6 separate regions of the Homo sapiens genome follow, and all the other regions are linked to region 4. A link is a loop called in an ENCODE intact Hi-C map of the cell type or tissue named here. Cell type or tissue: heart left ventricle. All regions are shown on one strand.

The links. Hi-C counts contacts between places; a loop is a spot of excess contacts. Peaks named below come from ENCODE experiments on the same cell type or tissue, not always from the same donor. Only the 100,000 strongest peaks of a DNase experiment are listed, where the experiment ranks them.
Region 1: a loop joins it to region 4, with 2.8 times the contacts of the local background. A loop is called at or near these places in 21 of 110 quality-filtered maps.
Region 2: it touches region 4 in a loop (1.8-fold over the local background); 15 of 110 quality-filtered maps call a loop at or near these places.
Region 3: it touches region 4 in a loop (2.5-fold over the local background); 21 of 110 quality-filtered maps call a loop at or near these places.
Region 5: a loop joins it to region 4, with 2.8 times the contacts of the local background. A loop is called at or near these places in 26 of 110 quality-filtered maps.
Region 6: it touches region 4 in a loop (2.0-fold over the local background); 2 of 110 quality-filtered maps call a loop at or near these places.

What each region holds. Positions count from the first base shown.
Region 1 is chr21:39,003,290-39,007,289 of GRCh38, forward strand. It overlaps LINC02940 (long intergenic non-protein coding RNA 2940), which reads right to left. Exons shown (of 7, transcript XR_007067867.1): 3 at 2,371-3,495. Among named protein-coding and RNA genes, the nearest start is that of LINC02940, 14 kb to the right of the region's middle. In heart left ventricle, no CTCF peak of the experiment used is centred here; DNase peaks (open chromatin) are centred at 1,712 and 3,662; H3K27ac peaks cover 3,890 bases.
Region 2 is chr21:39,087,135-39,091,134 of GRCh38, forward strand. No RefSeq gene overlaps it. Among named protein-coding and RNA genes, the nearest start is that of LINC02943, 4.6 kb to the left of the region's middle. In heart left ventricle, a CTCF peak has its summit at 1,962 (motif pointing right); a DNase peak (open chromatin) is centred at 197; H3K4me3 peaks cover 900 bases; H3K27ac peaks cover 2,692 bases.
Region 3 is chr21:38,742,652-38,746,651 of GRCh38, forward strand. It overlaps LINC00114 (long intergenic non-protein coding RNA 114), which reads right to left. Exons shown (of 7, transcript NR_027065.2): 3 at 3,648-3,765. Among named protein-coding and RNA genes, the nearest start is that of LINC00114, 29 kb to the right of the region's middle. In heart left ventricle, no CTCF peak of the experiment used is centred here; no DNase peak of the experiment used is centred here; H3K4me3 peaks cover 824 bases; H3K27ac peaks cover 300 bases.
Region 4 is chr21:38,910,723-38,914,722 of GRCh38, forward strand. All of the region lies in intron 2 of ETS2-AS1 (ETS2 antisense RNA 1), which reads right to left. Among named protein-coding and RNA genes, the nearest start is that of ETS2-AS1, 26 kb to the right of the region's middle. RefSeq lists an enhancer at 3,698-4,000. In heart left ventricle, no CTCF peak of the experiment used is centred here; DNase peaks (open chromatin) are centred at 2,489 and 2,819; H3K4me3 peaks cover 656 bases; H3K27ac peaks cover 2,817 bases.
Region 5 is chr21:38,820,730-38,824,729 of GRCh38, forward strand. ETS2 (ETS proto-oncogene 2, transcription factor) reads left to right here. Exons shown (of 10, transcript NM_005239.6): 9 at 857-975; 10 at 1,945-4,000. The coding sequence ends at 2,160. Among named protein-coding and RNA genes, the nearest start is that of ETS2, 17 kb to the left of the region's middle. RefSeq lists an enhancer at 1,672-2,209. In heart left ventricle, no CTCF peak of the experiment used is centred here; a DNase peak (open chromatin) is centred at 2,185; H3K27ac peaks cover 2,770 bases.
Region 6 is chr21:39,059,804-39,063,803 of GRCh38, forward strand. The region is part of intron 3 of LINC02943 (long intergenic non-protein coding RNA 2943); the gene reads right to left. Among named protein-coding and RNA genes, the nearest start is that of LINC02943, 23 kb to the right of the region's middle. RefSeq lists an enhancer at 2,489-3,071. In heart left ventricle, no CTCF peak of the experiment used is centred here; a DNase peak (open chromatin) is centred at 2,028.

The DNA.
Region 1 (4,000 bases), 93 kb after region 4:
TGTGATGACATCACGGCTCTAATGACCCCGCCAGGTGACCAAAATCAACCTCGGGTCTGGGATAAAGAGTCACTGACATGATAAATACTGAAAGCCAAGCCGATAAGATGAAATGGGTGGGTGGTTTCCCTTAAAGAGTTACTGAAGGGTTGTCCAAGCCTTTGACAACCTTCATCAGATGAACAATTATTGGTTGCATGGTTGGTGCGAGCCAGGTGTGGATGCAAAGGTAAGCAACACGTTCCCTATCTAGGAGGAGGCAGAATAATTAAGATTTCTTGGGAATAAAATCTGACCCAGCTCCTAGCACCTGCTCAACAATCTTAGCTCTTTTATTTACATTTATTCAGTCTCAGATTTGCTCCCCGCTTCCTGTCCCCATCCCTCAGCTTTTTCTTTTAGAGCAAGCATCTAGTCCTTCTCTTGATACCAATGCAAATAGCCGAGACCCTTCCATTCATGTAAGACCCCATCTTCTTCCACTGCTAAAGAACTCTTGACTTAGTACAACATAAAAGACTTAAATTGTTTTCGGTTTATCTACATGAAGCCTGGCACTCTAAAATTTCCAAAGGATATGGAGTTGCTTTGTGACCTTTTGCAACTTCCTTTCTTTGCAAAACAAAAAAAGGTGTCCATCCTTCAAGCAGCCAGTTAGGTGGTTGATAAATATCCGAGTTCTAAGAAAGAGGATTACCAAGGGAAGAGATAACTTCTGCACCTCCTCACAAGAGTACAGTGTGCATGGGATCCTAATTTCTGAACCTGGGTCTTCCATTTCTAAGTCATTCTAATGGCAGATATTATGAAAATATTCTCACTCCCCCACATTGCTCAGAATCTTCTTGTCATCAGATAATGTCTCATAGAGGAAGGAGTCATTTTCTGGGAGCTCTAACCACAAAAAACATCTGGAGCCTTCTTAGAATCCAGGGTTAAAGGTCAGGGTGACTGGAACATTTGGGATGGTCACATCGTTCCTCTCCTAGCTTTACGTCAGGGAAACGTGGTACCACAGTGTGATTCGGTACCACAGTGTGATTCAGGGCTGCGTGTGACATCAACCTGCATGCTCTGGGGGCACGAGTGTGCCCTCATTAAAAACAAGCCCTCAAGAGATGAGAACCAATCTTTGGAGACACCAGCATTAAATGCCAGGAGCTTGGCCGTTGGCTGTAGGAATTTCCCAAACAGCAACATCTGTTACTAAGGAAACGACAATATCACTGCAATCCTCTAGCAGCTACTGTTTTACAGCACGGACCAGAGAGACAATAGTCTTGCACCTGCTCACTCACTCTGTCCTCCCAGCAGCCTTGCCAGGGATATGTGTATGACATCCTCAGCACACCCTCGGATGTGATATTGTGTGAATCAGCCCATTCCTCAGATGAGGAGACTGAGGCAGCTGGGAAGTGTACCCTGTTTGGGTCACATAGTGAGGGGCAGAGCTGTGACGACGAAGGTCTCCCACTCCAGCCCCCTCCGTAGAGCCCTGTCCACGGCATTCAGGCCAACTCTCACACCCGCTGAGTGGCTGTTTCTCAGAGTGTTTACATCGGTTTCCTCAGCTCTGCAGACCCGGCCTCCTCTACTTCCTCCCTTGCCTTTCTCTCTCCAGCACACGCTCACAAAGAGGAAAAAGGCCACCGCAGTAAGCCAAGCTGTCTGTCCAGCATGGACCATGGGCCGACACCACGCCAGGCCTCCTCTTGAACCTATTCCCTACAGAGGCCTTGCCAGCAGCCACAGAGCCTTGAGCAGGAAGCGGGCGGGGGGGGGGGGGAGGCGGGGGGCCCGGGGGGGCAGGGGGATTGGCAGGAGGGTGGGGGAGTGCCGAGGCTGGGCCATCACCCTGCCAGATGCTGGAAGGCACTTGCTTTTATGCTTTCAGAGGCAGGTCCCTGGAAGAAGGTCTCCCCAGCTGTATGCATTTCCTAGGGCTGCTATAAAAATGACCACAAACTAGGTGTTAATTCTTTTGTTCTTGAAACAACAGAAATTTATCCTTTCATAGTTCTGGAGGGCAGAAGTCTGGCAACAAGGCAGTGGCAGGGCCACGCTCCCCTGAAGGCTCAGGGAGGAACCTTCCCTGCCTGTCCCAGCCACCATCCTCGGCATTCTTTGGCCGTGGCTGCACCGCCCTCATCTCTGCCTCTAGCTTCACGCGGCCTTCTCCCTGTGTCTCTCTCCCCTTCCTAGAAGGAGAGCAGGCATTGGATTTGGGGCCACTCTAATTCACTATGACCTCATCTTGACTTAACATCTGCAAAGACCCTGCTTCTAAATAAAGCCACATTCTGAGGTTCTGGTTAGACATGAATTTGCGGGGGACATTACTCAATCCACTTAGCAATGTCGTGTACTCACCTCCTCTGCCAGGCCTCTCTGGCAAACAAGCAGGAGTCTACCTGTCACCTTCCAACTCAGGAAGGTGGGGCTTGGGTCCCAGCTTCCCGCTTCCTGCCCCCATCCCTCAGCTTTTTCTTTTAGTGCAAGCGTCTAGTCCTTCTGTTGATACCGACGCAAATAGCCAAGACCCTTCCATTCGTGTAAGACCCCATCTTCTTCCACCGCTAAAGAACTCTTGGCTTAGTAGAACATAAATGACTTAAATTGTTTTTGGTGTATTTACATGAGGCCCGGCACTCTAAAATTTCCAAAGGATATGGATTAGTGGATGGGATGGGGGGATGAAAGGACATCAAGTTTGACTCCATCCATACTTGGGGAACAACTGCAAAGTTTCCTGGGGGTCTATGTAGGCTGGAAAAGACATGGTCCCAAAGTTACACAGCCTTCATTTCTCAGAGATTCAGTCTTGCACAGAATGTCAGGCAACCAGTTTTCCAACTTCAGGTTTCTAAGTCGATTTCTTCTCAAGTTCTATGCATCTGTCTATTGGAAAGTCCTGCAGCTGGGGTCGGACGTCCCGGCTGAGCTTCAGGACTTTATCACATTGGGTGAGCCCATGGGTCCTCAGTCAGAGATTCCACGGTAACATATAGAGAGATGAGGGTAGAAACGTAGCTCACTGTGGCAACCCCATGACCACCAATGGGGACCGCCACAGTGAGAGTGCTTCCCAAGCTCCACGAGCCACCCAACCCTTCCTGGTCAGATCGGATCACCCCAAGTGACTGTTGAGATGCACTCAGTGGGTCAGAAAGGCAAGTGGGTGAGAGCAGATCACAGCCCTCCAAGAGCAACGTTCTCTAGGAAGGAATGATCCAGAGAACAGAGTGGGTGTCAGATGACTTGGGAGAGACACTGTTCCGTGTAGTTGAGGAGATTCAAGATTTAAACTTGAAGAGCTGAGTCAAGTATGAAATGGGGCTTCTGTTTTTCCACTGGGTTTATTCAAACAGTAGGTCCCCTGCTTCTTCCAGCCCTTTCTGTGGTCGAAAGACATCATCGGTCATGTACTTTCTGTTTCCTCTGTCCTGCTGGCCCCCAGGTTCCAGGGAATCCTTCTGCCCTCCAGCAAGATGACACCTGATGAAAAAAAAAGAATATCGAGTCAGTTCAAGCTGTGTGCATCTCCACAGCACAGCTAGCTGCCCCAGGGGACTGCTCAACTCACTTTGTACTTGAAACATTTCTTTTTTTAACCTAATCTAAATTTAGGAGCTAGCCAACAGAATAGAATAACAGGAAAACTCACGCCAAAGCCCTGGCACCTCCCACCCTGTCCCACCCAGCTTCCAGCTTCCTCTTTCCTCAGCCAAGAACCCTGACAGCCTGACCCTGCTGGCAGAAGGTCCTGTATTTCCCAGCAGCTGATGGCGAAGATTCAGAGCCTCACACTGGAGCCCACCCTGCAGAGCTCCTTCCAGCTAAGGAACAGGGGCCAGAGAGCTGTGCACAGCCCACGGCCCCTCACAGAGGGGGATCCCAGGCAGAAAAGGACTCAAAATCCAAATCTGGCCATTCACAATCCCCTCCCTGCATTTACTTCCTCATTACCCTTACAAGTATAGAGAGAACAGAATCGTTTCTG
Region 2 (4,000 bases), 180 kb after region 4:
CTGGCCCTGGAGCTAACTACATCCCATGCAACTGGCCCCGACATAGGTACTGCTGTCATAATGACCTTGCAGGTGGGGACAGTCAGGCAGACAAGAGGTTGCCCTAGGCCCCACAGCTGGGCAAGGCAAAGCCCAAAATAGAGTTCATGCTGGTGCCAGGTCAGTGCTCTCAGACACTCATGTCCTGTCTCTAGGCAGGGCCAGCCCCTCCCCGTGCAGGGCTCCAGCCAGGCTCTCACCCCCTTCCTTAAAAGTGAACCGGATCCAGGACCAACAGCTTGAGACAGCACTCTGGGAAGCTGATCCCCAAGTTGACGTCTGAGGCTCAAATTCTCTCTGATTCAACCCCACGAGGAGCCAGCTGGGGTCTGAGCCGGGGCAGCAGGGACAGAGCTGCCGCCGGGGGTCTGCTGCCAGCGGGCATCGCCGAGGAGGGCGCAGCCTGCGGGCTGGATAGAAACCAGACAAAGGGCACTCCAGGCCCACCGGGCCGGCCATCCGGAGGGTCTACAGCTAATTAAGACTGAAGGGAGCACTGAATAACCCTTTTGTGGATCAAAAGCACTCTGTTGGAAACCCAGCTGACAACTCCAACAAAACTGACTTCATGGTTTCTTATGAGAAAACTGTGAATACATCGAGGACTGAAGAAGCGCTTTGTTCCAGACCTTCGTGGGACCACCAGAGATTCAGATTACAAAGCGGCCCTGCCCGGCTGCAACAAACAGCGCCTCGCTGAAGCCAAGGCTGTCTCGGTGTAGGAAAGCCAGAAATAACACATTACACTGAAGCCGGGGCATGGTGTGGCCACGACTGCTCGCTCATGTGCTTCATTTACAGAAAAGGACACACACACCCCACCACAATCCGATTAGAACCAGACAAGACTGGAAGGCTGGGCACAAATCACACTGAGCCCCTCCCCCAAGAGGGTCTCCTCTGAGCCTGTATCAGGATGGGTTCTTCGGACATTTAAAGGCAACTGAAAATACAAAGGCTCCTTTCACTTCTGCACTCCAGGCTGCTCTCGGGCATCACCCAGAACTTCAAACACGCCCCATGCCAGGATCCCAGCCCCAGGGACTGTAATGTAATTGACCTCGGTGCAGCCTGACGTCAGCATTTGTAGGAGCTACCTGGGTGTCGTGAGTTGGATGGTGCCCCCTCCCAGAAGATATGTCCACCCAGAACCTCCAAATGTGACTTGACTGGAATAAGGGTCTTTGTAGATATCATTAACCCTTTTCCCACTTGCCCAAGAATACTCCCCAGCAGCATTTACCCCAAGATAACTTTGCTGCAAAATACCTTGCTTTTATTATTATTTTCAAATCGCTCTAGTGTATTGACTTTGGAAACAAAACACATCATTCCATTTATAGCATTCTGGTTTTAGTAGTGGTATTTCCATTTACAAAACTATAGTAATTCTCGAGTGCTGAAAATGTCAAATCCTAGAAAACGTCGCATTCCTGCACGTGATGTTAACATTGTTCTTGAAAACAGTTATTGGCCAGAGATTCATTTGATGAATCCGATTCTTCCGAAACAGATGATTCTGATGATTTAGACGATTCTGATGTTAGTTCTGTGCAGAAATAACTCCAAGAACAGTTTTTGTATTTTATTTTCACATTGAAAATCCATCAGATTTGCTTCAGCCTCAAAGAGCATGTTTATGTAAAAAATGAGTACTGGCAGTGAGCTGCACTTTATTTTCTAAACGGAAAAAGGGTGAAGGTAAAGATCTCTAGATGAGATCATCCTGGATGAGGGCGGGCCCTAAATCCAATGACTCGTGTCCTCATAGGAGACAGAAAAGGAGATCCTGCAAACAAGGCCGTGTGAAGACAGAGGCAGAGACTGGAGTGATGCTGGTTCCATACAAGGAAGGCCAAGGATGGAGGTCATGAGGAACAGGAGGGAAGCCTGGAATACATGTTCCCATGCAGCTGCCAGCAGGGGCCACCCTGCCCACACCTTGACTTTGGCCTTCGGAACTGTGAGGGAGCAAATTTCTGTGTTCTAAGCCAGCGGTCCTCAACCTTTTTGGCACGAGGGACCAGTTTTGCAGGAGGCAATTTTTCCACACACGGGGGGGATGGTTTCAGGATGACTCAAGGGCATGATGCGTATTGTGCACTTTATTTCTATTATTATTACACTGTAATATGTAATGAAATCATTACACAACTCACAAGAATGAAGAATCAGTGGGAGACCTGAGCCTGTTTTCCTGCAACTAGACAGTCCCATCTGAGGGTGATGGGAGACAGTGACAGATCATCAGGCATTAGATTCTCATAAGGAGCGTACCGCCTAGATCCCTCACAATTCATAATAAGGCGCAACCTCCTATAAGAATCTAACGCCGCCACTGTTCTGACAGGAGGTGGAGCTCAGGCGGTAATGGTCACTCGCCCACACTCGCCTCTTGTCCATACTGGTCCATGGCCCGGGGTTGGGGACCCCTGTTCGAAGTCACCCAGGTTGTGGTGGTTTGTTACAGCAGGCCCAGGGAACTCATTCAGCAGGTGGATTTGGGTGGCCCTAATCTAATAAGACTGATGTCCTTATAAGAAGAGGGGATTAGGACACAGACACACACAGAGGGACAACCCTGTGAGGATTCAGGGAGAAGAGGCCTTCTACAAGCCAAGGAGAGAGGCCTCAGGAGGAATCAACCCTGCCCACACCTTGATCCTGGACTCCAGCCTCCAGAACTGGGAGGAAACAAATGTCTATTGCTTAAGCCACCAGTCCGTGGTATTTTGTTAGGTGGCCCTCACAGAGTCATACACTAGGTACTTGCTGTATGTGATTTTATCTGATCCTCATGGCAATTTTCTAAGTTGTGTTTAGGCCCTGCATGGTGGCTCACACCTGTAGTCCCAGTTTGAGACTACAGGAGTTTGAGACCAGCCTGGACTACATAGTGAGACCCAATCTCTGAAAAAATTAAAAAGTAGCCAGATGTGATGACACATGCCTGTAGTCCCAGCTACTCAAGAGGCTGAGGTGGGAGGATCACTTGAGCCCATGAGTTTGAGGCTGCAGTGAGCTGTGATTGTGCCACTGCACTCCAGTAGCCTGGGCAACAAAACAGGACCCCATCTCTAAAAAAAAAAGGAAGTTGTTGTTTTATTATTATTCCCTTTTTGCAAATGAGGAAAATAAAACTATAAAAGGTTAAGTGGCCCATCCAAACTCACATATACGGTAAATGTCAGAGCCAGGATCCAACCTGGCCTATCTCAGGCCACAGCTGGCACTAGGGCCCCTGGTTCTAGGTGGCAGCCCCTGGACACAGAGGCCTTCAAAGACTGGGAAGTGCTCCCTCTGAGCGGGCAGTCCAGAGCCGGTGATGCTCACTGTTTTGCTGCCCTTGGGCCTAGAACAGAGGGCTTTGCACGTCTCTTGCATTGTCTCAGGGCTGTTTAGTCCCAGGTTGAGGGTAAGAGGAAGGAGGAGCCCCCAAAGCCACAGTTGGGGTTCTCAGTGGACATCCGGGGGCAAGAAAACCTCCAGAAGGTGCACCTTCCATCAGCAACCTGGGAGGGGAAAGATACGTTTCTATGAAGAAAAGATGCATTCACTTACAACAGGAACTAGATTTAGTTCCCTTTAATAAGAACAACACTGCCCATATTCAATATTGAAATAGGCTGTTTTTCAGTATTTTTACCCAGAGTAGCTAATTTGATCCTCAAAACACACCAGCAAAATAAGTAAAGGAAGAATCTCTCCATTTTATGAGAAAATCTCAGGCTCAAAAACATCTGTGTTTGGCAGGGTGCAGTGGCTCACGCCTGTAATCCCAGCACTTTGGGAGGCTGAGGTGGGCGGATCACCTGAGGTCAGGAGTTCGAGTCCAGCCTAGCCAACATGGTGAAACCCCATCTCCACTAAAAATACAAAAATTAGGCGGGCGTCGTGGCGGGCGCCTGTAGTCCCAGCTACTCGGGAGGCTGAGGCAGGAGAATTGCTTGAACCCAGGAGG
Region 3 (4,000 bases), 170 kb before region 4:
ATACTTATTAATAAATAAATGAAGGAGTCACCAGCAGGTGATTATTTTCCAAACTTCTCATATTTTTTTCATGGAACACATCTTTGGACTCTTGCTAAAGAACAGACCCCTTAGGAATGCTTCTAAGGAATGCTGCTTCAGGAAAAAATGACAACAAAACTATGATGTGTACAGGTTCTTTACCTAATATGGAAGAACCTAGAATTCATTATTATATTTGGTACTTTTTTCTTGTAGGGAACTTGTGTCCTCTAAAATTTATTTAAACTAAAAATGTCATCGTCATCATCAGTCAAGATAGCCATCTTGCTTTGTTTCTCTGTCTCTCTCTCTCTCATTCTCTCTCTCTGTCTCTCTCTCTCTCTCTCATTCTCTCTCTATCTCTCTCATTCTCTCTCTCTCTGTCTCTCTCTCTCACTCTCTCTCTGTCTCTCTCATTCTCTCTCTCTGTCTCTCTTTCTCATTCTCTCTCTCTCATTCTCTCTCTCTCTCATTCTCTCTCTCATTCTCTCTCTCTCTCATTCTCTCTCTCTCTTTCTCTCTCTCTCTCTCTCTGTCTCTCTCTGTCTCTCTCTCTGTCTCTCTCTGTCTCTGTCTCTCTCTCTGTCTCTCTGTCTCTCTCTGTCTCTGTCTCTCTCTCTGTCTGTCTCTGTCTCTCTCTCTGTCTGTCTCTGTCTCTCTCTCTCATTCTCTCATTCTCTGTCTCTTCCACACACACTCACCTACACAATGATGCATGGCCATAATTATTAAAAATTATTTTCAGATTAGAAAATTCAGAGAAGAAAACAACTATTGGGAATCCCACCAGTTAAAATGTTGGCATTTTTCTTTCTCCTGGTCTTCCTTCTTTGCTTTTTGTTCTGAAATCATGCTTTTTTTTTTTTTCTTGAGACGGAGTCTCACTGTGTCTCCCAGGCTGGAGTGCAGTGGCGCGATGTCGGCTCACCGCAACCTCTGCCTCCTGGGTTCAAGTGATTCTCCTGCCTCAGCCTCCTGAGTAGCTGGGATCACAGGTGCGTGCTACCACACCTGGCTAATTTTTGTGTTTTCGGTAGAGACGGGGTTTCACCATACTGGCTGGGCTGGTCTTGAACTCCTGACATCGTGATCCATCCTCCTCGTCCTCCCAAAGTGCTGAGATGACAGGCATGAGCCACCACGCCCAGCCCCAAATCACGCTTTTCATGCACACACTGGACATGCCATGGGAGGGATCTACCAGATACCTTCCTCCCTTCTCTCAGAAGCCCGGTGTGCTCTGCATGCCCGCAGCCCCATTCTTGGGCCAATCCAAAGCGGCTCCTTTTGCATGAGGAACTGACCAGAGGCACGCTGGAGCCACTGAGCCAAGCTGGCTTGAGCTTCCTGCATACCTGGGCATCTCAAAGGCTGGAAGCTGCTCTTGAGAGTGAATTTCCTATAAGCTAAAACCCTCCCACTGCAAAAAGATCCGTCTTTTCCCCACTACGGTAAAAAAAAACGTAATTCCTTTTCCTTCTTTCTTATTCTGCGTATAGTATAATGTCTTTAAAAGCTGTTGCAAAAGTAACTGCTCGATATGTCACTCCAGGACACTAATTGTTTAGTGGGAACACACATTTCCTGAATTCATTGCAGGGTTATAGGTCAGTTGATTTATTATTATTTGTGCAAAAGTAAATGGCTTTTGAAGTGAAGCTGCTTCCTGGCAACAGAGGACGATCCCAGCCCTCGGAGTGTGCGTCTGCAGCTTACGACCGGACGCATCCCGGGACAGGGCTGTGGTCCTTCACAGCACCTGTCTGGGTCTGGCCCTCTCACATTGCAAACTTCGCAAAGACCTGAACAACTGAGGCAGCTAAGTGTTCGGGCATTTTTCCTACTCACTTTTTTTTTTTTTTTTTTTTTTTTTTGAGACGGAGTCTCGCTCTGTCGTCCAGGCTGGAGTGCAGTGGCGTGATCTCGGCTCACTGCAAGCTCTGCGTCCCGGGTTCACGCCATTCTCCTGCCTCAACCTCCCGGGTAGCTGGGACTACAGGTGCCCACCACCATGCCCGGCTAATTTTTTTTTGTATTTTTAGTAGAGACGGGGTTTTACCGTGTTAGCCAGGATGGTCTCGATCTCCTGACCTCATGATCCACCTGCCTCGGCCTCCCAAAGTGCTGGGATTACAGGTGTGAGCCACTGCATCCGGCCCCTGCTCACTCTTGACAGAGTGAACAAGCACTCCTCCCCCCTCCCCAAAACACTGAATCCCAGCATTCCCAACGTGCAAGCAAGCCTTTCACAGAAAAGCGTTACAATCTTATAATTAAATTAGGTGCTTGTGGGAAACAGCACAATTAAAACCAGAAAATAATTTAGGAAGATTAAACCCATTAAGGTAGGACTTTTCTTCTTTAGTGGAGAGGAAATACAATTAGGTGAACTAACTTATTAAAAACACCTACACAGATATCTAAATATCTCCCAAATGCACTGAAATGCTTTGCTCCCTGTGAGGCAGAAAGACTCCACTTCCTTTTCTGCCAAATCAAATTAGAAAGCCCAACTCAATGATTCCCCAGGAGAAATATTTACACCTCAAAATAGATTGAAGGAAATCTAATCTGAAGCTGCCCAGAAATTACTACAGAACTAAGTTATTTCTGTCATTTTAGGGTGGTAAGCTCATGATTTCATGATAAGAGCACCCATTCTATCACCTAAATTTATATAAACCTTGAAGAATAAACACGGGGTAGAGATCTACTTTTCAGGATATGGACAGAAAAGTTCTTGTGGTCTTACGTAATTACAATATAAAAATGGGTATAGATATGACCTGACACATTATACAATAGATCATTTAGGTATAATGTAGACTTAATGGGCAGGGCACAGTGGCTCATGCCTGTAATCCCAGCACTTTGGGAGGCCGAGGCAGGTGGATTGATTACCTAAGGTAGGGAGTTCAAGACCAGCCTTGCCAACATGGTGAAACTCCGTCTCTACTAAAACTACAAAATTCGTCCGGCGTGGTGGTGCATACCCATAGTCCCAGCTACTCAGGAGGCTGAGGCAGGAGAATCGCTTGAATCCGGGAGGCAGAGTTTGCAGTGAGCTGAGATCGTGCCATTGCATTCCGCCTGGGTGACAGAGCAAGACTCTGTCTCATAAACAAACAAAAACAAACAAACAACCAAAAAATCCTTAATGAACATGTATGTTTAACGATATATATATATAGGAACAGTTATAGCCAGATGTTCTCAGAGTTTGACGGTTGGAGAAATATAACAGTGATTAAAAGCTTCACCTTTGGAGTCAGATGAACTTGGATCTAACATGGCCATAAGCATGTTAAATCTGTCTCTAAATTTTAGCCTCCACATCTGTAAAATGGAGATTCTAGAACCACCTTTGAGGAATGTTATGGGGATTGGATAAGGCCATACCTATTGTTTGCTCAGCAGTGCCCTGGTACTTAGGAAATGCCCATAGTCACTATTTTAAATAGTAAAAATAAGCTGGGCACAGTGGCTCATACCTGTAATCCCAGTAGTTGGGAAGCTGAGGCAGGAGGATCACTTGAGCCCAGGAGTTCGAGATCAGCCTGGGCAATATAGTGAGACTTTGTCTCCACAAAAAAATTTAAAAATTAGCTGAGTATGGTGGCATGTACCTGTAGTCCCAGTTGCTCTGGAGGCTGAGGTGGGAGGATTGCTTGAGCCCAGGAGGTTGAAGCTGCAGTGAGCCATGATTGTGCCATTGCACTCCAGCCTGGGAGACAGAATGAGACCCTGTTTCAAAATAATAAATAAATAAATAATAAAAATAATAGTTTCCACATCCCAAGCTCCTACTATATGCCAGGCACTGTCGTAAATGTTTTATCTACGTTACCTCATTTAACCCTAATGGTGATCTTGTGAGCAGGTATATTTAATTCCACACACATGTTACAAAAGAGGAAATTGAGGCACAAAACCTTTTGGTAATGTGCTGATATGGTATGGCTCTGTGTCCCCACCCAAA
Region 4 (4,000 bases):
GCAGTTTACAGACCTAACACCATAAAGCAGCCACAGGGCTCCCTTCTCTCCTCTCAAAATTCTTAAGGTGCCAAAGACGCCCCCACCCACCAGCCTCTTCAATTCCAGGCAGAACCCAGCCCTGTGCCTGGCTGTCATCAAGGGCACCAGGCTGGTGTTTTGGCAACAAACCAGCTTTCAAAGTGACATCAAATTGCTGTGAATCACCCGATCTGATTCAAATGAGGGCTTAGGTGGATTTAGAGATAGCTGATTGCCTCAGATGAATGCACAATTGCCTCAGAAAGTAATTTACCTCTGGGAGTTTCAGGTACTAAACATTTAGAGTTTGCATTTAAACTCTAAACTGGGGCAGGGGCAGCTATTCTTTTGCTGGCAGGACCCAGTGAAGGCTGATCCCAGGTACCTACGACTCTTCTGTGATTGGTGCTTCCCTACCTCCCTGCCCCACCCCATCTAAGCACAATTCATTTTATTTCAAAGATGAAAAGGACCCTCGAAGTCGTGACTTGGTCTCCCCAGTCACGCCCCTAATGAGTGGAGCCCCGTGTCTGTCTGTGTTCTTCACCAGGAGTTTTTTCCATTTCCTGTGACTTTTGTTGCTGCGAAGTTCTTCCTGGTCCTGGGTCACAATTGATCATCTTCCAGCCCCAGTCACCCTGCAGGTCCCCATGGTGGAAGTCAACTCCCCTTCTCATGCCATGTTCCTTCACAGATGTGAACAGCACTCTCTGTCTTATCTTTTAAAGACCCAAACCCTGAGCCCCTCCTACTACCAAACCATGGTTCTAGAGCTCTTCATGTCTTATCCATCCTCCCTCTGGCTTTTCCTATTGGGGGCCTCCTTCTCAGAGGGTAGCAGCTACATACACCAGGGATGGACTCAATAATGTCACCTCCCTTGTTTCAGCCAGTAGACCTCTATTGATTTAATCTGAAGTCACATTGGCCTTTTGGCAGCCTGTCCCAATGGTGACTCATAATGAGATTCATTTAGAGTCAATCAAACTCTTATAAAGGACACTGCCTGAACATATCCAACAAAGCAGGTAGCTGTTCTGTTGAACTTTGGAGCAAAATGTCCGACTTTTACATTTGTCCCTGTTAAATTTCTCCATTTTAATCTGCCCCATCATTCCTTCCCTGTCATTCCTATAGTTTTCTGTCATCTGGGAACCTGTTGCAAGTGCCTTCTGTCGATTGATCCAGATGATTGTTTACAGCGCAATTTTGTTATGGAATCACCTAACTATGTCAGCCTACAGCTTGCTTTCCTCTGCCTTGTTCAGAAAGGTCACAGAAGGCTGCTTCTTCACTGCTTTGCTGAAACATCTTAAAGTGTTGGGCCAGGAGAAGTGTTAGAGACCATCTGCTTCAAGCCCTTCATTTTTCAGATGAAGAAACTGAGGCCAGGTGAGGTAAAGAGGCTGCTAAAAGATCATACAGTGACCTGGTCTGCAGCAGAGCCAAAGATCAGGACTCAGAGATTCCCGTACCCAGGGACCCTCTGGTTATTTGCCCAGCAAGGAAACCACTGGTACACTCCATCAAGTCTGCTGGAAGACTCCAAAACAGTGGACAACAGAGCCCCTGCCCTTGGGAAGAAAGGCTAAGTGGGCCCTGAAAAGTAAGTAATCAACTGATGACTAGAGAAACAGAATGTGGTCCAGACATACAATGAAATACAGTCCAGCCATGGAAAGGAATGAAGCGCTGACGCATGCTACAACGTGGGTGAACCTTGAAAAATTATGGTCAGTGAAAGAAGCCAGTGGCAGAAGACCACATATTGTATGATTCCATTCAGAGGATTTGCCACAATAGGAAGATCCCTCGAAACAGAGAAAGCACCTTCGTGGGTGCCGGGGGGCTGGGGGGTAGGGGGAAATGGGGAGTGACTGCTAATGGGTACAAGATTTCTTTTTGGAGTGACAGAAATGTTTTGGAATTAGACCATGCTGATGGTTGCCCAACAATGTAATGCACTCAAAACCACTGAACTGTGCACCTTAAAATGGTTAAAATGGTGAATTTTATGGCATGTGAATTATGCCTTCATCTTTAACAAGAGCATCAGCCTGTCTTCCTGCTCTCTGGTGGACAGTGGAGAAGAAAGGAAAGGAAGGAGGTCAAGAACAAACCCTTTCCTCCTCTCCCAGCTGAAGAGCTTTGCAGACGGCGGGGAGGGCCTGGAGGGGCCGCTCTCTGGGCAGCTGAGGGTTGCTTTTCCACCTAAAGGGCCTGTCTGCCATGTCCTTCCTGGCGCATCCTGAGTGTCCCCTGGGCTGTGGTCCTGGGACCTCCCCCACTCTTCTGCCCTTCTGCCGCGATGGAAACTGGGCCTCCCTGGGCTGCTGCTCTGCCTTGGAAGGAAATGGGGGACACTTGCTTGGCTCTTCAGCACCCGCCCCGTGCTTCCGCGTTTGTGTGAAGGGCAAAGGTTTTAGCGATCTCCTGCCAGGCTCAGATCCGCTCCTCTACACGGCACGCCTTGCTCTGGCCAAGGCTCCATTCGGAGGAATTCGGGTGCGGCACAGCGTCAGGGTCCAGTGACAGCAGCAGCAGGAGTCACCTGGGAGGCCCCCAGCTGGCCTCAGAGCACGGGCAGGAAGAGGAGCCAGAAACTGAACAGCGGTGGGGAGGGGGTTTGGATAAAGTATGCAGAAATCACCGTGGAGAAGAGAAGCAACTGGGGCTGTTTGAGAAAGAAAAAAAAAAAAATTAAATCCTCTGCCAGTTTGGAAGCGCATTGCTTTCATGTCGGCCTGGCTGATTCCCGCGTGGGCGTGCGGCCCTGGCTCTGGCGGCCTGCCGGGGAGCGGGGAGCGTGGGTGGCCTTCCCAGAACAAAAGTTCAGGCTGCAGGAGTCACCTGCGGGAGAGCCCTGTCCCCTCCCACCAGGGACCGCTCCGCCCACCGCCCAGGGCAGTGAGCACCGCAGCCAGGTAGCCCTGCTGCCAGGGAGGGAGGGCGAACATGCACTGCGCACAACACACAACACATGCACACAACAGACAAAAGACAACACACACAACACATACAACACAAATACAACACACAACACATACAACACAAACACAACAGACAACACAAACAACATACAACACATACACACAACACACACAACAGACCACACACAATATACAACACACACTACAAACAAGCACAATATACTAGACACAATACACAACACATATACAACACACAATACACAACACACACTACAGACAACTTACACACACCACATAACATACAATATACAACACAACACACACACAACAAACCACGCACGCCACAANNNNNNNNNNACAACATACCACACAACACACAATATACAACATACACAACAAACCACACACAACACACACCACAAACCACACACAACATACAACACACATCACAACTACACAATATACACCACATACAACACACAATATACACAACACACACCACATACCACACACAACATGCAACACATACCACACACAACACATACAAATGCATACCACATACCACACACATACAAACACATGCCACATACCACACAAACCACACAGCGCACACCACATACACAACACACAACACAAACCACACACTGCACACACCACACAAACACATTACACAAACCACACACTACACAAAACACATCACACACAGCACACACATCACACACAACACATGCACCACATATACACCCACATACACACCACACACACCACACTTCACACACATCCCACACACCCCTCTCTCTCTCTCCTTCCCTGTCTCTCTCTGTCTCTCTGTCTCTCCCTCCCTGTCTCTCTCTCCTCATGCGTTCTCACCCATGGAGAATGTAAGTGAGAGGAGCTATTTACGTCATCCATAAAGAAGAAGGGAGGAAGGACCACAGAAGCCCACTCTCTATCAGAAGGGCCAGAGCTCAGGGAGCGCCTTTGTCAGCAAGATGGGAACCAGCTTTTACGGAGCACTTTGTGTCTTCAAAGAACTTCACCAACATTGA
Region 5 (4,000 bases), 90 kb before region 4:
AGAATGCCTGTCCCGTGCTTTACAGCAAAGCTTTATTGATAACGGCCATTGCGTTTCTGAGGAAGAGCTATTTGGTAGAAAGAGGTTGGGCTTAGGGTCGGAAGATCTAGGCTCTTCTCCTGTTTGCTGTGATGGGCGTGTGATCCAGGACAAGGCACCTGGCCTCTGAGCCGCATCTTATCCCTCCTCTTTAGAACAGAACCACACTGACACCTGCTTTGCAAGGTGGTAGTTCTAAATGTCAATCGAGGACAGGTGGACGAGAAGCTCTTGGCAAAGCATGCTTCACCAGACAGAGGCTGTGAGGCAACGGGTGTGACCCCGCGTGGCTATTGAGTAAACCGGGCTCACATTAAGCAATTTACACATGGTCATTTGGCAGGAAGGTGGCATGGGATCCCACGTATGACACGCCTCATTCTGTGATGAAACACCCCCTCAGCCACCCCCATCTCTGCCCCACTGGGTGTTTCTAGAAAAAAACCTTGAAGGTTTTTACATAAGGAACAATTAAACCAGATGGGGAATTTTAATGCCAAGAGTTGGTGGCCCTAAACTTTCTTCCAGAAAGAACAAACCTAGCAATCAAGGGGAAGAGTGTCTCGCCTAGTGACCTTATTTTCTAGGAGTAGGCAGTGTGGAGCAGGAACTCACATTTGGTGCCCCGCCCCATCCCGTTAAAGCACTTAGTACTGTCACCAACACCTTGAGTGCCACCCTGAGTGTAACATCGGAACCCCATTCAGAGAGTTGGGTCTGCATTCCTAAATCAGCATGTACAATTAGGATGGTTAAAGACTTGCTGTATTTTACATCTGTGAAAGGGTATGATCCGTCTCCCTCCCTCTCCCCGCAGGAAGTGGACCTATTCAGCTGTGGCAGTTTCTCCTGGAGCTGCTATCAGACAAATCCTGCCAGTCATTCATCAGCTGGACTGGAGACGGATGGGAGTTTAAGCTCGCCGACCCCGATGAGGTATGGCCAGAGCCCTGGGAAATCTCTGGGCTTGAAAACCTGATTTCCTGCTTGCATTCAAAAACTCAGTTCTTTGGGCACAAAAAAGGGTTCACCAGTACTGCTGAGAATCTTTCCACGTGAGGCATCCTTGGCTGTTGGGAAAATGGAAGTGGAGTCATTGCTTTGTTGATAAACGTGTACAGTGTTTTCTGGGTATGCTTCATACAAGGGCGTTGCACAGATTTCACTGTCTTGATCAGTTGTCTGATCAAGAGGCCCAAGCTGCAAACTGAGGTTCTCTGCTGACCATCTGAAAATGCCTTAGGAAGGCTGCCCTTGTCCATCGGGGGAACAAGCCTCATGTGGCCCCGAGCCAGCCTTCTGTCCACTCCTTAGCTGAGCCCAGCAGTGTTGACCCCAGCCCTGCAGAGTTAGAACCAGGAGCCCTGTCTAAAGGAGAAGGCCAAGGGCAGGTGGGATACCAACCCCGCCAGAAAAGCGTTAGAGAGAAGCCCTTGGTCTCTGGCACTGGGGAGCGTAATCTGTCACCATTCCCACCCCGCCTCCAGTTCCCTTGGGAGACAAGCATTGAGGAATGAGTATATCACACAGCTCAGAATCCCACTCGGCACCTGTTAACTTCAGTAGTTGGAATATCCAGCCTGGAGGGTGGGTGACACCACCTTTCCCTGGTCTCAGGACCCTCCTGGCTCTGAACCCTTGGCTCCCAGGAGGTTTCACTGAGCTGGGGCCAGGGAGCAGGGACCTCATTCCCCAGTGGTTCTGCCCCTTGGGGACACAGTGCCCCTACCATAGGTACTCAAAGGTACTCAGAGGTACTCAAAAGGTCCTCCTGCGGACCTTGTGTAGGTGTCAAGTTCTCTCTAGAGTGAACATGCCTCAGAATCATAATCAGGGAGGAATGTCATTCACTTTTTCTTCATTGACAAATTGAGTTTAACTCTTTTCCATCCATGTTCACCAAAGGTGGCCCGCCGGTGGGGAAAGAGGAAAAATAAGCCCAAGATGAACTACGAGAAGCTGAGCCGGGGCTTACGCTACTATTACGACAAGAACATCATCCACAAGACGTCGGGGAAGCGCTACGTGTACCGCTTCGTGTGCGACCTCCAGAACTTGCTGGGGTTCACGCCCGAGGAACTGCACGCCATCCTGGGCGTCCAGCCCGACACGGAGGACTGAGGTCGCCGGGACCACCCTGAGCCGGCCCCAGGCTCGTGGACTGAGTGGGAAGCCCATCCTGACCAGCTGCTCCGAGGACCCAGGAAAGGCAGGATTGAAAATGTCCAGGAAAGTGGCCAAGAAGCAGTGGCCTTATTGCATCCCAAACCACGCCTCTTGACCAGGCTGCCTCCCTTGTGGCAGCAACGGCACAGCTAATTCTACTCACAGTGCTTTTAAGTGAAAATGGTCGAGAAAGAGGCACCAGGAAGCCGTCCTGGCGCCTGGCAGTCCGTGGGACGGGATGGTTCTGGCTGTTTGAGATTCTCAAAGGAGCGAGCATGTCGTGGACACACACAGACTATTTTTAGATTTTCTTTTGCCTTTTGCAACCAGGAACAGCAAATGCAAAAACTCTTTGAGAGGGTAGGAGGGTGGGAAGGAAACAACCATGTCATTTCAGAAGTTAGTTTGTATATATTATTATAATCTTATAATTGTTCTCAGAATCCCTTAACAGTTGTATTTAACAGAAATTGTATATTGTAATTTAAAATAATTATATAACTGTATTTGAAATAAGAATTCAGACATCTGAGGTTTTATTTCATTTTTCAATAGCACATATGGAATTTTGCAAAGATTTAATCTGCCAAGGGCCGACTAAGAGAAGTTGTAAAGTATGTATTATTTACATTTAATAGACTTACAGGGATAAGGCCTGTGGGGGGTAATCCCTGCTTTTTGTGTTTTTTTGTTTGTTTGTTTGTTTGTTTTTGGGGGGTTTTCTTGCCTTGGTTGTCTGGCAAGGACTTTGTACATTTGGGAGTTTTTATGAGAAACTTAAATGTTATTATCTGGGCTTATATCTGGCCTCTGCTTTCTCCTTTAATTGTAAAGTAAAAGCTATAAAGCAGTATTTTTCTTGACAAATGGCATATGTTTTCCACTTCTTTGCATGCGTTTAAGTCAGTTTATACACAAAATGGATTTTATTTTTTAGTTTAACTGTGTTTCTCCGACAGCTCACCTCTCTCTGACCACCCAGCCATTTCCTTCCTGTGCTCCACGTTCTTCTGTGTGATTAAAATAAGAATATTATTTTTGGAAATATGCAACTCCTTTTCAGAGATCAGGAGGGATTTATGTAGCAGCTATTTTTACTGCAAAAGTAATTCACTGGAAAAAAAATGTAATTTGTAAGAAAGCTTTATTTTTATCTCAGCTCTATGTAAAGTTAAAGTTACTGTACAGAGCTGAAGGACGGGGGGCGGTAGGGGTCTTGATGAAACCTCTTGAACGAAGCACAGTTTGTCCCATCTTTGTTCACTCGTGTGTCTCAACCATCTTAATAGCATGCTGCTCCTTTTTGCTCAGTGTCCACAGCAAGATGACGTGATTCTTATTTTCTTGGACACAGACTATTCTGAGGCACAGAGCGGGGACTTAAGATGGGAAAGAGAAAGCATCGGAGCCATTCATTCGGAGAAAACGTTTTGATCAAAATGGAGACTTTTGTAGTCGTTTCAAAAGAGCACCTGAGTCATGTGTATTCCCGGCCTTTATAAATGACCCGGTCAAGTTGGTTTCAAAGTCCGACAGGCTTGTCTGTTTACTAGCTGCGTGGCCTTGGACGGGTGGCTGACATCTGTAAAGAATCCTCCTGTGATGAAACTGAGGAATCGGGTGGCCGGGCAAGCTGGGAAGAGCAAAGCCAGAGCTGCGCTGCCTCAATACCCACAAAAGACCATTCCCAGTATACATAAGCACAGGATGTTTTTCTCAAGAGGGATGTATTTATCACTTGGACATCTGTTTATAATATAAACAGACATGTGACTGGGAACATCTTGCTGCCAAA
Region 6 (4,000 bases), 150 kb after region 4:
TTTCCTTATGGATCAAATGATCTCCATTTGGGAAGCTTCAGGAAACACCCAGCTAAGGTGAGAATGCAGCCAGCTTCTCCGTCCCAAAGGAAGACTTTGGGCTGTTTTGGGGTTTGTTTAAACCAGGCCCCTTTGTCAAAATTCTGTGAAGCAAGACCCACCTTTGTGGGTAGAGAAGAGTCCAACCCAATGCATGGATTTTAGTCCTGCCTCTGCTTTCTCCTTTTCTAACCTGTTGCTATTCAGGGAATCTTTCTAAAACTGGATAAAAATGTAATGCAGCAAATGCTTATCCAGTATATGCAACGTGCAAAGCTCCAAGTTCGGCACTTAGAAAGACGCTAAGATGGGGAGCGACACGGCCCCTGCCCATCTATCTCTGTCCTAACTCCCAAGGGTCTCTCCTTCTCCACTCCCAACAGTGCTGGGAGGTAGACAAGGGTTGCTGCCCCATTTAATGGATGAAGAAGCTGAGGCTTACAGAGCACAAGTTGTCTGCTGAAGATCACAAGGATCGATGGTGGCAGAGCTGAAACCAAACTGCAGATCTGTTGGGCATCCAGTCCAGCTCCACGCTACTCTCACCTCACTGCACACACGTGGAAACTTTATTGCAAACACTCCAAATTATGTTCAATTACTGGAAATATCAAAATTTGAGACCCAAACAAATTATATCTCAACCAACAACATTCAACCCAGGGGAAAGGCAGTTAAAGGGTATTTTACACACACACACACACACACACACGTGCACACACATGCATGCACATACATACACACACACTCAAATATCAAAATTTGAGACCCACACAAATTATATCTCAACCAACAACATTCAACCCAGGGGAAAGGCAGTTAAAGGGCATTTTACACACACACACACACACACACGTGCACACACATGCATGCACACACATACACACACACTCAATCCCTCACTCCACCTCTGAATTTCCTAGAGCATCATTCCACTCTGCCCTTTGCGAGGCCCATATTCGTAGCCTCTCTTGGTGTGGAACCACAGGGATAAGTCACAATATGTTCCCTCCCGGAATAAATCACCTGTCAGCTGTCCTGCAGCTAGAATTTCTCGGTGACCTGTCCCCAGCTGGTCCTGCTGTGACAGCCGCAACTTGGGATTCCTATTTTCCCTGGGAGCAGGTGACAGCTTGCAGGCTTGCTGAAAGACACCCATCCCAGCTTTGACGGGGCATCTGCAGGGCCCTCACCTTCCTCTGCAGGGTCCCCGAGCCTCCTGCTCATCCATTTCCCCTCCAGCACCCCCAGAGCAGCCTGGAGCCAGCCTGCAATGTCAGACACAGGCAGCAGGTCACTCAGGCCCATGCACAGAACCTGCTGTCCCATCTGCCTGGGCTGTCCCCAAGGCACAGGGGCTGCGGACACCCACCAACAGGGGGGAACCCAGAGGAGGGGCTCATAGAAGCAGGAGGACGGAGCAGGGCTGACCAACAGGCACAGGGACACAGCCCGTCAGCACTACCTCTGCTGTCTCTCTCGGTGGTTTCTGAAGGACCACTTACTGCTCAGCCCATCTTCAGCCCCTCTCCAGATCCCACCAACAGGGTTTAAGAACCTTTGCTATTTCTGCACCAACAGTTTGGTTTTCCAAACTGGGAGGCTTGTGATCAATGTGCCCTGATTGGAACCACCACCGCCACCCCCCACCAGCTGGACTGAAAGGCACCTCACTCAGAAGGAGCTAAAATCCACAGCTTGCAGTGTGACAGAGCTGGAGGAAGATGTAATAGAGGAATCAACGCATTTTCCAAGCCATTTGGGGACCGTGGTATGGTTCGGCCCATAGAGTCTCAGTCACCCCATGGAGGAGCTCATCAATGAGGCTTCAGAACAAGGCCTTAGCTCACTGGCTGGGTTCACATGACCCCACCATCATCCTCAGAACAGGAGCAGAGGACGAGGGATGGACGAGAGCAGCTGGGCGTCAGTGTGACCCGCTCTGAGACTCCCCAGACCTGGCGTCTCATTTGACCTGAGGGACAAGCCCTCTGCCCGCCTCTCACATGGCCAGGCCACCCCCAGCTCTGCGTGGACAGGCTGCTGTCTACGCTTGCAGAGCTGCTGTCATCTGAAGGCATCACCCACTCCTGCTAGATGGGACCGGATGAGCCACCACCAGGGGACGAACTTCCTGCATCCCCATGTGCCCCTGGGCAGTTTCCACACTGCTGGCCTCCCCAGGTATGTAACTCCATGCATGGGCCGACCTCACCTTCCTAATGAGACCTGGTCCCTTGGGGCCAGGACAGTGGGGCCACTTCCTATAGCACAGCGCTGGTCAGACAGGAGAGAGGTGATGAATTCCCAGGCAGTGAGCCCCATTCTCCTTCCCCTCCTCACCCTTCCTAGAGCCTGGGGAAGCCTGCAGGCCACGGCCCCCCTCTGCGGGGTCCCCACACATGAGTCCCCATGCCTGATCCCAGACGTTCTACCCACAGCTGCCCACGGCAGGCATGGAGGTGACCAGCACCCAGGAGCTACCTGGCCTGAGGCCTCCAACACACAGGCTCACCAGCACGGGGGAGGGCTGCAGCCCAGCCCAGCCCTGCCGCTGCAGGCAGAACATGAGACCCACAGGAAGGCACCAGCTTTAGGGTGAGTCAGGCTGAGAGTCACACACAGTGTGGGCAGCTGAGGCCATGAGGCCTCAGGCCATGTGCAGGGATCCTGGATGAGCCTCCACTCCTTCCTGCCCATACCTGAGACGAAAGATGCTCAGGGTAGCAGTAGTCTCGAGGCGGTAAGGCAAAGGCCAGCGGGGACGCTTGTAGGCAGCTAACACAGTGAGAGCAGAAACAAGCACTCAGCCCTCCGGGAGCTGCCAGCTTCACGGGAACGAGATCCTCTCCAGGGGATCTGGAGCGGCTGCGTGTTCCGCACATTAATCCTCTCCATGAGACCTGGTCACCTTTCTCCCCCTGAGTTCCTGAGCATCGCAGCTGGGGAATCTGGGCAGGGCCCCGTCATCGCCTAAGAAAATCGCTGCACCATGACAACCTGCAGCTCGCTAACCCCATTCTGCATTCATCTCAGCCTTCCCTTACTGCCTGTGTCTTACTTAATTTGCAAACATCTTGCACCCTCGCTTTCACCAGATCCTGGACTTAGAGGCAGTGTTCTTGTCCATAGAATTGTGCTCCGAGGCTGCACGCCCACCTCTCCAATGCTATTTCACCTTGCTCCATTCACTCGCCTCTCCAGCCCCATGTTTGTGGTGCCAGCAGCAGTGGGGAAGGTAGGAAGGAAGCTGGTGCATGGGGACAGGCAGCAGGGCTGCTGGATGGAGTGTCCCAGTGTGCCACACAGTGGCATCCAGCTTCCACCCTCCGAGCCAGTCAAGGTCAACCAAGAGCCACCAGGTGTCATGTCTGGAGATGGAGAACAACGGTGGGAGCAGCAAGAGATGTAGAGGGATGCGGAGCCTTCTCAGAGAGGACACGTCTTTCTCACTTCTACCTCATGACAGGTGCCCGAAAATATTGTACAGGTGTATTCAGAAAGAGTAGAGAGCCACGGATGTGAGTAGTGGCGGTGAGCATTAAATGCCACACTTACCTGCAGAACTAAGGATGAGTGATGGTTATGATGGAGAGAGTGTGGCTGGCAATGGCGTTATGCTCTGAGAGTGAGACACAGAACAACCCTATCAAATGGTGGAATGATGGGAAGTGCATATAAAGAGTAGAATAAACCTCCTGATTGCCTTACAGGTATTAACCAGGAATAAAAGGATGTTTTTCAAATCAGATGCTGGAGAAGAGGTAGGAGAAAGAGAAGAAGAGGTTATAGCTGCTTTCAATATTGCTCACAATAGGGAACTGAGAGACCATAGGCAAAAAGAAAAGAGAGATAGGATGATTATTATATACAAGTATTAATAGAGAGGTAACCAAAAATATACACCTTTTGTGGTAGATTTAAGACAGCCACATAGGCTGGTGTCTCACAACTGTCATCA